Regions from separate parts of the Homo sapiens genome. Here region 1 is linked to region 2. A link is an interaction called in ENCODE POLR2A ChIA-PET data of the cell type or tissue named here. Cell type or tissue: OCI-LY7. All regions are shown on one strand. Each heading gives the region's core, and the rest is flanking DNA. Links, peaks and the distances in the headings are about the cores only.

Region 1 (7,801 bases), core at 2,479-6,478, 1.1 Mb after region 2:
AAGATCCACCCATAACAAACGGAAACTTAAGCTTGTATCACACATGAGGGCAGAGCATAAAATCTCTACAATCCTGATGGCAACAATACAAAAACTCAATAGCCCAGAGAAAAAAAAAGACAAAAATTCCAGTAAAGGCAATTCCTATTATAGATGAGCTCGCAAATAAACAAATAAACAAACAAAAACCTTACTAGCCACATGGGGAAATTCACTTCCATTAGAGGGAGTCATTAGTTGTAACAAATGGTAGAATCCATACCTTATGACATAAAGATAATAGAACAATTTTGGAGAACTGTACAATAAATATGCCTAGCCTCATGGTGTATGTTTCCCATAGAGTTTATTTGCTTGAGACTGGCAAGTGGAATTCACACCTAAGAAAAAGGGCTTGGTTGCCTACATTTCATTTTGGGAGATCATCTCTTTCTTGTTTTCACAAGCCCTGGTTTAAACAGAGAGAGCTGACGGAGACTTGAGGGGAGTGAGGTGAAGAGAGTTTGAATAGTTAGGCAATTCTTCTTTCTCACCCTTTTATGGGGATAGGTAGGGTAAACTCATCTGAATCATTTTATTTACAGGATCTAAAACAAAACCACTCATCTACTGGGTGGATATATTCAGGAAGGGGTGGTTGGTATTCATTTCCTGTTGAGCTGTTGGTATGGCCAAGAAGGAATCAAAAACAACTCTTTCAAACTTCTCATTCCTGAAAGGTACGGAGTATAGGTACTTCCAGTGCCCATAGGCTCTGAGTTGAGATATGGTAGGTAAATTAGACTCCAGGGCATCACTAAAGCATTGGTTAAAAAGACATAATATTCAAGAGCAGTTTGTGTAAAGCTGTTGACAAGCGTCAGCTTGAAATTCTTGTTAAACACTACGAGGTACTATAAAAGCCTAGGAGATCTTTTTTGGGGGGTTCAAAGCTCATATGAATAAGGCCAATCTGGATCCTCAACAGAGCGAATCAAGTCTATAGAGAACGAGCCAGGTCAGTGGTGATAATATATAGAAGAGGGACAACAGACTAGGCATTATAGATGTGTGTGGGTTTTAACAAAAGGGAACAGCAGTTGTGAGCAGCAAAAAAAGGACTTTCACATGAAGAGAGTATTTTTCCCTCTTCACCCTCCCTTATATCGACAGTAGATCTGTATCCAGAAACTGGGATGGAGGAGGAGACTGTGAGACCATTTATTCTCACTCCTGCGTCTGTATAAATTGCTGAAGCAACAGATTAATCTAAACTTGTGAAATATTTGATTAAGTTATGATATTTAAATTTAAATTAGAGTACATTTTAATAACTAAAAGTGAATAAAAAGTAATGAGATCCCAGAGAAATATTGTTAAAGAAGCCAACTACCAGGCAGAAGGTGAAATTTGACAGAGTTGGGTGTAGTTATTGGAAAAATAAGACGGTGTCATGTTTATTACTCATTAAGTTGAAACATTTCAGTCAAACAGATGGTATCTGTTTAAGTTGTTTAAAGGAATACATAGAATTAATCACAAAAAAGAAGAAAACCATAACAAAGAACAGATTTGTGAAACAACTCAATAAAATATTGAGAAATGGAAAATATGTTTTTTGAAAAAATATAAACACACATACATAAATGTAGAGAGATAAATATATATACAGACAAAGATGAGACTATTTCTCTATTGAAGGATAAATTACGCCACAGGCAGCTGAAGCGAGAATTTGAGAGTTGGAAGACAGATTTTAGAAAAGTATCCAAAATTGAGCAGATAGAGATAAGAATATAGAAAATATTAAAGGGAAACCAGTAACTGGAATATAAGAAGGGGATAGTCTTAATAGCTCTAAGAAAGTTTTCCCTTAGGAAGGAATGAAGAGATTGGGAAAAAGAAAATCTTCACAAAGACAATGCAGAACCACTAAAGAAATAACGTATCTGTTCTAATTAACACACCAGGTGACAAAGTATAAATGAAAGCAAATTTACACACAGACAAAGTTGAGTGAAACTGTAGAAGACAAAATAGGGTGAAACTGCAGAGCAGACAGGACGAAGAGAAAATTTAAAGGTACCAGAGAAAATGATAAAGAAACAATAACTTGACAGCAGATTTCCTAAAGGCAAAAAATTTCAAAAGACAAATAATATTTTCAGTGTTGTAGGAAAAAAAAAAACCTGTCCTTACATAATTTCCTGCTCAACTGCATCATTATCCAATACTCAGGGCAAAATAAAGGCATTTTCAATATGTAAAATCTGAACACATTTGCTACTCACACTCAAGGAAAGAGCAAGAAAGAAACTGAACACAGAAGCAAAGGGAAGAACAAAAGGCAAAACTGATCACAAAAACTGGGAAAATAGCATCGGTAAATCTAAATAAATATTATATGAAATAGTTAAAACAACAGCAGCAGCAACAGCAATTATATGGACTAATTTGGGGGAAATAAGGTGAAAATGAAATATGAGGCAACAATAACGCGGAAAACGGAAGAGGTAGGTTCAGAGTTAAACTATGCTAATGTTTCCACCATATTATTGTTAGAGAGGTATAGAGAAATATTTATAAGATAAAATAAAGTACATATTCCAAACCAGTGAAAAAGGACTAAAATGGAACTCAATAATTTGATAACTTCAATATGAATAGGGAATGTTAGAAATGTTATTATACATGAGAAGGAAATGGAAAAATAATCCAATAATTGGTCTTGAAAAGTTTGTTATTAATACGAAAACTTAAGAAAATCCCTTCGGAAAATGTACTCCAATATAAATTTCTAATGAATCACGGAGTATCATTTAAATGAACAACATGAATAATAGGGAACAATGATGCTTATTTAAGGACATTAAGAACATAAGAAAGTAATAGTAGGTGTTTTATTTAAACATTGTCAGAAAGCATTTCCTGGGTACAAAAAGTCCCTCCCTATTGTAACATGTTAGTGAATTAATTGTGGTTTTCTTGAGACATGTACAGTGCCATCAGATCCCTTCCCTTCCCATTCTTTGTTATATTTTATATAGCACTCACATAACACTGATACATAAGATACGTCATTATATCCTCAGAAACTGTAATATTTCCTGACATATAGAAGGCACTTTTCAAGAGTCTGAGGAGTGAATTGCATTTAAAAGAAAAGAATAAGGATGAGTAAAGAAGAGCTTAGAACTGATAATGGAGAAACTCGGATCACATTTTACAATTGGAAAATGATAATACTGTATTGGGAATATATGGGGTACTTTAGCTACAAATACATTTTAAAATATTTTTAAAGGTGTACTTTATTATTGATCTGAATCGTATCTTTCTTTAAATATCAAACCCTCAACATAGGAAGCAAACTAAATAATGTTTTTCAAAAGTAAAGAGGTACCTGAACACTTTATTAACCATATTCACCAAAATAACTCAGTCTGTGTGAGGGAAGGGGGCTTAAAGTCCAACTCATGTGCAATGTCTGGCAGCATCAGCATTTGTAGTGGATAAAGTTTTGTGCCCCTTGGCACAGTATTTTCATAAGAAAGGTCATAGCTTATTTTTGATGCAATTACATGGCCATCATTTGAGGCACCTGCTTTCTTTATCTAAATTCAGATAAGCATAATCTAGACAGTAAGGCCCATCCATAAAAGTTAAAGCAGAAGTTGTGATAATACATAAATATAATGCAAACCATCAAAAAATATAGAGCTGGTTAGGTAACATGTCTAACAAAGAACTCTATGGGGCACGGCAATTACTAAAGACAATTGTAGTAAAAACATACTTCTCTACAGAATGCTTTTCCCCAAAGATACTTAAATAAGTTTATGTACATACAAAAATAAGAAAAAATAAAGATCATTGTCTATAAATCTGGAGAAAATTTATAGGATTTTATGACCTAATAATAGTAATGAGAATTAGAAGCATAGCTACTCACATATATTGAGTACTAGGCTAAGTAGTTTAAAGAGAATAGCTCATTTAATTTTCTCAACAACTTATGAATTATGTATTATGTCTAGTTGACAGATTGAAAACAGGTTTACACAAGTTAAGCAAATGGCCCAAAGTCATACAACTTATAAGTGCCTGAATGAGGAATTCAAGCCAAAGTTGTTTTGCACTGGTATCCATGTTCTTAACCACTATGCCTCACATATGACCATGTATTGACATATCATTGACAAAGACCAAGAAAAGCAACTGACTTCCAAAGTCTTGCATTTCCCATTCAGCCTAGTGCAGAGCCACTGGTAGTTGGTGGTTAGAGTTTCAAGTTCCTTTTTTAAGGCCTCTTGTGCTACAGGTGGAGCTTGAGCTATGACACTATTTACAGACTCAGTAAGGAGTTTCACTTTCGCTTCTTTTTGTTGGGCCTCTTCTTTAGCTCTCTGAAAAATAAAGAATGCTCTCTTAATAGCATGAAAATAACTTTACATCCAAAATGCATTTCTATGAATCATATAATTTCTTTCTCACAACATCCCAGTTAGAATGAGAATTACAAAAATAAATCTAATATGAACTCCAGTCTCTTCCATAAATTTAAGTTTAGTTGAAATTGGAAAGTTAAAGAAATAATTTATTATAAGAATACAACAGATCTGTAACAAGAATAGACTGAAAAGTAGTCTGCATGGAGGTATGGATTTGTGGTCAAATATATACACATTGATATAAATACAATTGTTTGGAAAAGGCAAGAAACAAATATTTCAATATTAACTAGGTTAAAAAATATTTGGCAGTCTAGAATTGAAATCACTTATAAATTACTTGGATGAATAATATTGAAACCATCACAAATATCATTATTTAAGTTAAAGGATACTTAACATAGAAAGGTCCCCTTGATGCTATATTTAGGAACATATTTTGATAAAAGAAAGTTTCGTTCGAGAATTGAAAACACATGAGAGAAAGAGAAACCAAAAAAGGAGCTGCTGATATCAGAAGCTGGCCTGACACCCAGCTATGCCTTGGTCTTCTCAAGTGGAAAATAAACTGTTTCACAGAATTTCAACATTGGAAAAGGCCACTTTGTTTCCATAATGGATCAAGACCATGACAAGATCATTCCATAATCATGTCTGAATCCAGACAAAAACATCAACATTACCCAAACCACAAAACGCCCAACACTCTCCTATCCTGGTTAATATGAACGAACGCCGTTTCTTTATTAATTGCAACTTTAGCCTCATTCTGGTCTTCTCTCCTTCTGGACAAGATACGATACCCATATAGCTATCCCTACACACTAATGACAAGCAATCCAAAGTAAAGCTTTTAAACCCTCCCTCAAATCCCCTAACACAAGCACAAATCCTACAATGTTTTTTTTTTTTTTCATCCACACGCACCCCCTGGCCTCCATGTTGTGTATTCTCCCTCATTGCAAAAAATAATGAACCCAACTTGTTCAGCTACAAGAGAGTTGGTGGTGGTCTTCGGTTGGGAGACATTTACACTCCTTAACTTCAAATGCGTACATGTATTTTAGAAACACACACACATACACACTGTATCTTTAGTCTGTGTTCCTCCAGGGGTCAAACCTGACATTAGCTTTCAAATATAAGTAGTTTATTTATGTGTGCCATGTAAAAGAAATTCTGGTAGCTGAATGGGGAATTGAGACAAGAAAGGGAAGAGACATCCATATGGGCATACTTATTAATCCCAGCAAACACTGTTAATGACTAGAGTTTAATCCTGTTAGAAAGCCCTGAGAAATATATGCCTGCGGGTTATCCCATTCAGGGGTGAAGAAATTGGGGTATTATTTCTGTATCATCTTCCCTAATTGTTAAAGGCTGTTGGGGAAATGTTAATTTCCCAGTACTTGCAAGCCTACCACACAAGTGCAAAAGTGGGATTCAGTGGCCACAGAAAGCCCTCAAGTAAAGGAACTCAGGTTCTATAATGTAGAAGTTGGGCCTGCATACAATGCGGTGGTTAAGGTAAGGGCTTATTGGCAGGATATGGATAAGGTCAGCTATAAAATGCCTTTGTATGTGTCAGCATAATCACCCTACTCCTTTGGATTTAGTCCCACAATTCCTTAAAAGTATGCATTATGTCAGAAAATGCAAATTGTTTTGTCTATAGAATGCTTAACTTCACCGATTTTAATTGATTGAAATCTTTAGTTCAATATTCTAAATAAATCAGCTTTTTGGCATCACTGAGCATAGAGATTGTTTTTACACAAATTGCATTTTGACTTTAGTAATTATAGTATAATCAACAAGTTTGATTACCATTCATCATTTAATATGTGCTACTGTGTTCTGTGCCAGCCATGTCATAAGTGCTACCTCATTAGATCTTTACCCAAACCTTCTCGGATGTGTTTTGTTACCTCTATATTGGACATTAGAAAACTGAGGTTCAGAGAGTTTAAGGAAATCATCCTCAGAGTTATATCCTCTCTTTCTCATAGTTTCTGTTAAGCGGGTCTCAAATGTTCCATGAGCTGAAGAAGGAGCATGCTGTAGTCAGTCTAATGAATAAAATTACAATTTATGCTCATTATAAATAACCCAAGCAACTATATAAAAATGTAGAATGAAGAACACTTCTTTCCATGGTTTTTAGACTTCATATATTCTTGGTTTAATAAGAGGCTCAGATCTTGGGAAAGGTTCGAAGAACAAACAGCAAAATTTATTAATCCAGGTACATATGAGGAAAGAAGATGATGATGAATTTCTCTACTAGGAGAAAAGGTAGAAAGCTAAATGACTGGTACAGTTTCTATACAAATCCTCATAAAAACGGTGGCTCTTGTTTCTTTCCATGAATCTAACTATGATATGCTCTGCCATCTTTCATTGCTAGGATTTCACACCCGTGCTTCTTAAAGTGAGCACCCTTGGAATCACTCTGCAACTTGTTCTTTGGTATCAAACTCAAACTTGTTAAAAATGAAAAACTACAGGCCTCACCCAAGACTCACTGAATCAGAAATTCTGGGGTCAGGGCCCAGCACTCTGTGTATTAAACAAGACTTCCAGGTGATTCTGATGTCCATTCAGATGCAGGAATCACTGCTGTAGTGATTATACAAATTTATTTGTGTATTTACTATTCTCACTTTATGTGTAAGTTCTGGTAAGCACTAGTACTAGAGTTATAATAGAGTAAAAATTAAAAAAAAATAAAACCAGTTAATAACTTTCCAGAGTGTTTTTCAAAGGGTTTTAGTATAAAGTTTTACCATATAGTGATTGCTGATCTCCATAAAAGTTTTAAAGTCAGAGGTTGTTTATCAAACTGTACCCTGGGTTCTTTTATGTCAAAAAAACTTTCCTTTTCAGGGGAAAAATAAGTTATTAAAACAGCACTTCCATTTTCAGGTAAAACACAGGAAAGAACATAAACAGAAGGGGGGGTCTCTATTTCTTCTTTGAGTATCAGGGAGAGATGTCAAAATAGGTCTGTTAGTATCTTCTGACAATAAAGAAAAATTAGCTATCAAATGAGCACAGGTAGAAGTCTGGACAAGGTACTATTGCTAACCTCCAGGTAGTGAAGTTGCCTTAAAGAAACTGTCTTGAGTAGCAGGCTGAAAACTCAAGAAATGAAATCTTCCTGCCAACTCTTCCAGTGGTTGTTGCCAGAGGCTTCCAGAGTTTACCTCTTTTTACTATCACCCCCATACTAAACCAATTTTGTAGCTAGACCAATTATCAAAACATGTCAATCAATGTAGACAAATTTGTTGGAACACTCATTTCAAGGATGGTTTTCAAATTTTAAAAATTTGAGACAGTTTACTCTAGAGCACAGGAAAATAAGAGAG
Region 2 (7,801 bases), core at 2,571-6,570:
CTTAAAATCTCAAGAATGAGTGCACAATTCAACAACCAACAGGAACTGTGCCACTGGTATAGAAACCTCTTGTTATGTGGGCGATCCCTTTATCCCAGCATTGAAAAGAAAAAGTTACAAAGCATTAAAAACATAGCCAGAGAAGACACCTGGTTTTGCAGCTGGGCATCTGTGGTAAAAACTCTTGACTGGAAGTCAAGACAAACAAGATAAAAAAGAGGAAAAATGAGGACTGGTTGAAGCACTGTCACTGTAAACGTATTTTTGTTCTTTTTAGACCAAGACGGCATCTCAGATTATGAACGGCATTAAGCTGTGCATAAAGTCCACCGAACCTTGTACATCAAATTAATTTGGTTTCCATAGAACATTTTAGATAATAGTAATGGCTAATAAGACACAAGTGCCATTAATCATCTGCTTACTGACAATGTTCATTTTATAAACATGTATGTTTTCCCTATATTACAGTTTAACATTTTACACTCATATTTGAGAAATTATACCATCCCTAATTTCAAAGAGATTATAATTGTAGAGAGAATTGCTCTCCATAAGGTTTCAGAGATATTTTTGAGAAATTACGTAATTTCCTCATTTCAAGGAACTGATTATTTCAGAGGCTTTTAAGGTCTCCATACTCACCTTTTGGCAAATTTTCCTGCCTATTGTTCTCTCTCTCTTATCATGAGCCAGGAAGCATAATAATCCTAAATTATATACCAAGATTTGAGCTCTTTAAAGAGGTGTGTGGTGAAATTGGAGTGGGTTGATAGGGCATATCTAAAGCTAATTAAACAGTGGAAAAATAAAATTCCTGTTTTTTAAAGTAAGAATTTACATTATGTTCATTAAAATAATGAATTTTAAAAATAAAGATATTATCGAACAAAAGCTGAGATCTTCGGTTTTTAAGTTTGGACAGGACAACTGAATGAGTCATGCTCATTACGTCTTAGAGCTAAAAAGGATCTTAGATATCATCTAGTCCAACTCTTTATTTTATAAATTAGAAACCAAGGTTTGGCTGGGCATGGTGGCTCAAGCCTGTAATCCCAGCACTTTGGGAGGCCGAGGCGGGTGGATCACCTGAGGTCAGGAGTTCGAGACGAGCCTGACCAATATGGTGAAACCTCGTCTCTACTAAAAATACAAAAATTAGCCAAGCATGGTGGCAGGTGCCTGTAGTCTCAGCTACTCGGGAGCTAAGACGAAAGAATTGCTTGAACCCGGGAGGCAGGGGTTGCAGTGAGCCGAGATCGGGCCACTGCACTCCAGCCTGGGCAACAGAGTGAAACTCCATCTCAAAAAAAAAAAAAAAAAAAAAAAAAAAGAAAGAAACCAAGATTTTTATAGGTTAAGTGACTTGCCTAAAGCCATACAGTCGCCTAATGACAGAGCCTCTAAGACTAGACTGGAGGACTAAAATTGAAGTTTTCTTATTCATAGATCTGTGCCCTTATCAATACCATCACCATGGTCTTTAGGTACATGAAGGAGCATTGGACAAATAGGATATGTAGCTGCTCTCTAATTCCACTGAGAAACAGCAAGAGACTAATACACAGAAGGGAATTACAGCTTTTCTGGAATTTGTCTCTTTATTATTTTTTGGACGGAGTTCATTTCCATTCCCTCACAGCAATGTACTGGGATCTCTTGTAGTAGAAGTAACATCAGGGAGAAGATGAATATATAGGGAAAGGACAATGGGACCGGGGAGACCCTAGCAATCCATGTGAGACCTCTAGTGAGCCCCAAACAAGTAGTCATTTGGAGAATAATAGCTTAAAGGTGTCTTGAATTCTCCAGTGATCCTAAAACCTCATCTATGAAAGGAGAAAAAGAGTCTTTATTTCAGCTCATAAAGGAATTGGATAAAAGTGAGAGCTTTATGAATTGGTTGAAGAAGTAGCAGGTCTCAAACATCTTAGTCGGAAATAAAAATTTGTGAGGACAAAGACACTGATGTAGGAAATCACTGTCTAGAGTTTGAAGAAAATTGTTCCATAAAATATACAGTGGATGTAAGGTAATATACAGTGCATGTCTACAGCAATATATTATTTAATAAAGCATGTGATTTAAATAGGTATTTAAAATGTACAGTTTTGAGTGACTAATGAATTAAATATAACAATAATAAAATTAAATTCATAAAATATGAAAACTAAAAAGCAGAATCAAACATACTAAAAAAGAATTTTCAAGTTAAGAGATACCTCATCTGGAAAAATGTAATAAGACAAATGGTAAACCGTTTCCTAAAGTATGTATTTCTCCTGAAAGAGTCAAAAGACTACCTTCACTCCCATTTTTCTGAGTTAACAAAATAGAGGCATAAAATCAAATTTCTTGAGGACTGTAGTAATGAAGATCTAGGACTGCTGTTATTGCTTTAGAACCGAATTAAGAAGAATTGATGGACAGTGAAAGAATAAAAACAGATTCGATAAAAGATGGCAGGCGGAAAAAAATGGGAAAACATCTAATATTTTTAGTCAGACTCATGGCAGAAGCAAGTTCAAAGACTTCGGTTGGTATCGAGGACTATTTTATGAACCCAGTAAATTGTAATTGTTGTTGAGGTTTCCAATTCAAAGTTAAATTTAAGTTAGACTCTAGTGCACAATGGATGAGAGACTGTGAAGGTATCGTAATCACTCAATATCCTCTCTCCTCTCTCTTCCACGTTGACCCAATGTATTGTCATTTATATTTCATGCAAAATACTACAGAAGGTGCTTCCAAGCACTCGTATTCTTTTGACTGGCACAAATGTTTCCAGAAAACAGTATCTTTCTGTTGTTAGGTGACAAATACTGAGTGTTATGTATCAAGAATGAACAACTAAGCCCTACGAGTCGAGGACTGCTGCTTTCTGCCTTTTGGAAACATGTAGTATTCATTCACCCAAAACAGTTGTGTACATATAACTGCGGAAATCTTCTATCTTTGACGGAAGAAGAAATGTGAGAAAACCCCTAAATAAAAGAAATTGTTCTCGCAAAGATTGACTCCCACTATCAATAAAATTATCTGGAGCTTTTGGTTCTATTGTGAAAAATCCGCCCCCTCTGTCACAAAACACACCATATATCCTGCATTAAATAAACTTTTCTTAAAAGTCGTTCCCCATTGCATCAGCAAATTTACAATGGTAATTTTAGAATAAGTTTTTTATCCAAGCTTCCTCAGGAAAAAAAAGACACAGGTATTGTAGGCCAGGCTAATGTCGCATTTTAAAAATAAACTCACTTGTGAATATACAGGTTAGTCACAATAAATGCTCTTTTAAAAATGTGATACTTCCAACTTACTTGATATAGTAGGGCACTTTGTTTGGCGAGATGGCTCTCTCCCAGGGACCCTGGACAGACGCTGAAAAGAAGGGAGGAAAAAAAGAAAGGCAAGGAGGTCAAATTCATCGCAAACAGGAAAGACAACATTAATCTCCAGAATTACAATTTTACACTGATATTGGTCTGTTTGCTCAGCTGCCCATGAAGACAGGATGGATTAACCTGCTGTTCTGAAATTTCTGTCCTAATCTAAGCGAAACTGAACTCATTCAGGCACAAAGATAAATGCGAAGAAAAAAAAAACCCACAAACATTTCCACTGCTAAACCTATAGAACAGATAAGAAACTGAATGAGTAGACTGACGGGGTTTCTTGTATGTGTCTCCCTTGAGTGCTTTTTTTTATAATACTTCCTGTTGCTGGTTCTCAATATTTTTTACTATTTGACTGACTGGATTTTATTATTTCAGTAGCTGAAATATCCCTCTGTGATATATTTACATTCTAAGTTATTGAAGCTAAAGTAATATGCTTATCACTCTGATATGGTTGTTTTTATCTTTATTGGTTTAAAGAGAATCCAAATTCACTTACCAAATAGATGCTTAATTTGGTGCCTCAAAATGTCAGCTGACCAGTGTGATCTTATTAGAAAAGGTGACCAAAAGTGAGGGAATGTCTACTGATATCAGAGCGTAATAAGACTTTTGTTATGAGTGATGAATCCTATACGTGAAATTTCATTTCACATACTAGGAATTTGTTTTATTATGACTTCACTGTGTATTGGTCAAATGAATGATCTTTGCATTGTTTTTTTTTTTTTCAGGCTTAAGTTGTAGGATTTCTTCCCTAAAGCTGAACCTCTACAAATATATTTTATATACTGTTTGATCTGATGGTTTTTTTTCTTTCTTTAAGACAAAATAATCTTGTTGAGGAGGCACTATAACATTTCCTCAACAATATAATCTTCCTCCTGAATATAGTTTTAAGACACTGGAGCTTTAAGAAACACAGAATATTATCAGAAACAGAAATAAAAGACGCATTCTTATTAATATCTAGCAACTTTATGTGTCTATACTTTTTCCCCTGAATTTTCATTCTGCTAATAATTTGAAGCACAGCTGATGCTGACCATTATTTCCTCCTATGAAAAACTCCCTTTTAAATTAGTCTCACAGTAAATTCACTCCGCAGTGTATTGAGATGTAAGAAAACGTCAAAGCTAATATATCCTCGACTACACTGTATAATATGAAAGAACAGCTTCTAATAAAAGTTAACTTCACCCACTGCCAGACAATTTAAGCGTAATGAAACTCCAGCTTCTTTGTTTTATATAGAGTAATAGAGGGATCAAATCACCCAACCTTTAACCAGACATGCTGTTTTGTACCTTGGAGATATGTCATTTAAACGATATAGGAAATGGATTTGTATTTGGCCGGTAATTATGCTTTTTCATTTTGGCAGACGGAAATTTTTAATACAGAGAAAAAAGACATTTAGCTGCTGTTTTGAAGTAGTCTCTGACTTTCCATTTCTTTCTGTCCTTCTTTCTCTATTCCTTTCTTTTCCCTTCCTCCTGCCTTCCCTGCTTCCCTTTCCATCTTTGCCTTTCTCATTCTCTTCCCAACTCTTCTCTTGTCCTTTTTTCTTCTGTAGGATGCAGCTCTCCTGTCCAAATAAGTTCACAGAGTAAATAAGATCTGATTTAAAAACATGGGCTAAGGCCAGGCGTGGTGGCTCACGCCTGTAATCCCAACACTTTGGGAGGCTGAGGCAGGCAGATCATCTGAGTTCAGGAGTTCAAGACCAGCCTGGCCAACATGAGGAAACGCTATCTCTACTAAAAATACCAAAAAAAAAAAAAAAAAAAAAGCCGGGCATGGTGGCAGGTGCCTGTAATCCCAGCTACTCGGGAGACTGAGGCAGGAAAATCACTTGAACCCAGGAGGCAAAGGATGCAGTGAGCTGAAATCGCACCACTGCACTCCAGCCTGGGCGACAAGAGCAAAACTCCAACTGAAAAACAAACAAACAAACAAACAAACCATGGGCTAGACTTCCTGACCTATCTGGTCAGAGTCTGTTGTTATGGAAATATTAAAAAGCTAGCCCTCTATAGCAGGAAACATGGTGGAGAGCCAGAAATTATAGCTCCTGGCTGCTCAGTGTACCTTCTTCTTAAAATACCAGCATCATAAAAGGAAGAAGAGAACTCCAGAGAGCTCTTGGTCCAGCCCTCACTGGCTGTGAATGCCAAGCCTGTGAATACCTAAACTGAGAAAAGAATGGCTATTCTTTCCTTAAAGGTATCTATGGGCTGAGGCCTCACAATTTCTCTTATTATACCTTTCTAGTTTTTTTTTTTTTTTATCATTCTAGTGGTCCAGAAATTCTTTCTAATTTGGAGGATGCTAGACCATCCTCTGATAGCAGAAGAATCACTTTGGATTTCCTACACTATTCTTAGGCGTCTCTCAGAAAGAAGTGTGCTGGAGAGGGCTGCTGGCTGCCTGGCCTGGCTTAGGGGCTTTCGGCCTGAAAGAAACAACCTCTAAGCAGCGAGAGACAGAGGAAAATTGGCGTTGCCTGGCTGAGCTAATGGGAAGACCTACGTAGGGTATCTAGAGTTGACTTTTTATGTTTACATTAAAAGGGGAAAATTTTCAATTAAATGTCAGAGAAGTTATCAGAATATGCTTGAACTAAATAGCTGAAAATATTTTTAAAGAATTTTAAAAATATTATAAATTCTAGATCAATATGAAATTTCAAGCTTTTGTAATTGCAGTTCTTAAGTGTTCATTTATTTTCCTTAAAAAAGCTTTTTGTCTTATGTGTAGCCATCAAATAGGTCCAATGGTGAGATTCAGTGTATTTTTTTTCTGAAAGATGTTTTTCCCCTTTGATTCACAGTTTATAAATTCACCTAAGCAACTGCTTTGCAGTCATTGTTTGAAACCTTACAATTTTATGCTCAAAAATGTCCTTGACACAATAAAAAAAAAAAAAAAAAGGAAAATAACAACAGCCTCCCCTCATTCCTTCCCTGCCCCATCATAATCACATACACACACACTGGAACTACTTGCTTTAGAAATAACACACAATTGGATGATAGTTCTACGGAATTGGGTTCAGTGCTCCTTCTCAAGAGATTCTTAAGGGTTGTCGACAATTTCATTTGGGGCTGCCAGATGATTCTGGTCTTCCATCTATTCAAAAGTTGATCAAATATGTGGCAGTGCTCACAAGTGTGCCACAGAATTTTTTCATTTCTTGTAGCAGTACTGATGCCAACAACAGCTGTTTCTTATCTCAGTGTACCAGTGGAAGCTTGTCATTCTTCATAAAGCTAGCCTACGTAATAGACACACACATCTTTTATGCCTGATGTGTCCATTTTTAGTAGCCCATCAAAAGCAAATTTATCGGCAAATAGTTTCTATATGACACCGGGTTGTCCTTTGGTATTTTCTTATACAGATGTGCTTATAACCACTACGTGTAATTCCAGGGCAGCTTTGTGATTCAGATTCTTGAATGTACAAATCAACCATTATCATACGGCACCAGCATCATGGGGTATTGTCCACTGAATTTAGATAGCAAACTACACATGCATTTATTTATTGCAAAACCAACCTCTGAATTTCCTTTTGTGTTACAGACACAGTATGTTATTAAGAGCAAGAAAGGGTAGCAATTCTATCTTCAAATGCTTTTCCTTCCTTGAGGTGACAGGATTCAATATTGTGCCCAAGGTAGTTTTGAAAATCACAAGCACAGGCCACATTATTTAGGGGAAGTTGTTATTTCAGCCGTTTTTAAATGCATGATGAACAGAATGTTCCAAGTGATGCACCCTGGTGTTAAGTCATATTTTAATCAACATAGGGGCCTAACCAGAAAATTAAAAAGAATGCTAATGTTATTTTAAGACATGCCAAAAGAGCACTTTCTGGAATTCCAACACAAATACCTTCATTCATCTCTCTACTTTTCTCATACTTGGTGGATTTGGAGTTTGATAACATAGGTGGGTCAAAAAAGTGGGGACAGTTTAGATAAATAACCGATACAGCAATCACTGGAGGTAAAATAGAAAACTCACCTCTGGGGTTGAACAAAAGGCATTAGGGAGGATCTACTAGACTTGTTTTGTCTTTTCCAGAATGTCATATAAATACAGTATGTAACCTTTTGATACTGGTTTATTTCACTCAGCATAATGCATAATCCATATTGCTGTATCAACGATTTGTTTCTTTTCATTGCTAAGTAGTATGCCATTATATGGGTGTACTACAGCTTAGTTATCCATTCACCTGTTCAAAGACATTAGGTTGCTTTTAGCATTTGGCAATCATGAATAAAGCTGGTATCAACATTTGTGTACAGGTGTTTGCATAAGCATAAGTTTTCATTTCTCTAAGATGAATGCTTAAGAGTGGGCTTGTAGGGTTACAACAGATTTTTCATTGCT

What was found. Peaks named below come from ENCODE experiments on the same cell type or tissue, not always from the same donor. Only the 100,000 strongest peaks of a DNase experiment are listed, where the experiment ranks them.
Region 1: POLR2A ChIA-PET joins it to region 2 with 14 read pairs; 1 of 35 experiments calls an interaction of 5 or more read pairs at or near these places.

Annotation. Positions count from the first base shown.
Region 1 is chrX:32,444,254-32,452,054 of GRCh38, forward strand. DMD (dystrophin) reads right to left here. Exons shown (of 79, transcript NM_004006.3): 27 at 4,203-4,385. Among named protein-coding and RNA genes, the nearest start is that of MIR3915, 140 kb to the right of the region's middle. In OCI-LY7, for the core only: no CTCF peak of the experiment used is centred there; DNase peaks (open chromatin) are centred at 4,318 and 4,928; H3K4me3 peaks cover 923 bases; H3K27ac peaks cover 3,004 bases.
Region 2 is chrX:31,320,278-31,328,078 of GRCh38, forward strand. DMD (dystrophin) reads right to left here. Exons shown (of 79, transcript NM_004006.3): 62 at 3,321-3,381. Among named protein-coding and RNA genes, the nearest start is that of FTHL17, 250 kb to the left of the region's middle. In OCI-LY7, for the core only: no CTCF peak of the experiment used is centred there; no DNase peak of the experiment used is centred there; H3K4me3 peaks cover 820 bases; H3K27ac peaks cover 362 bases.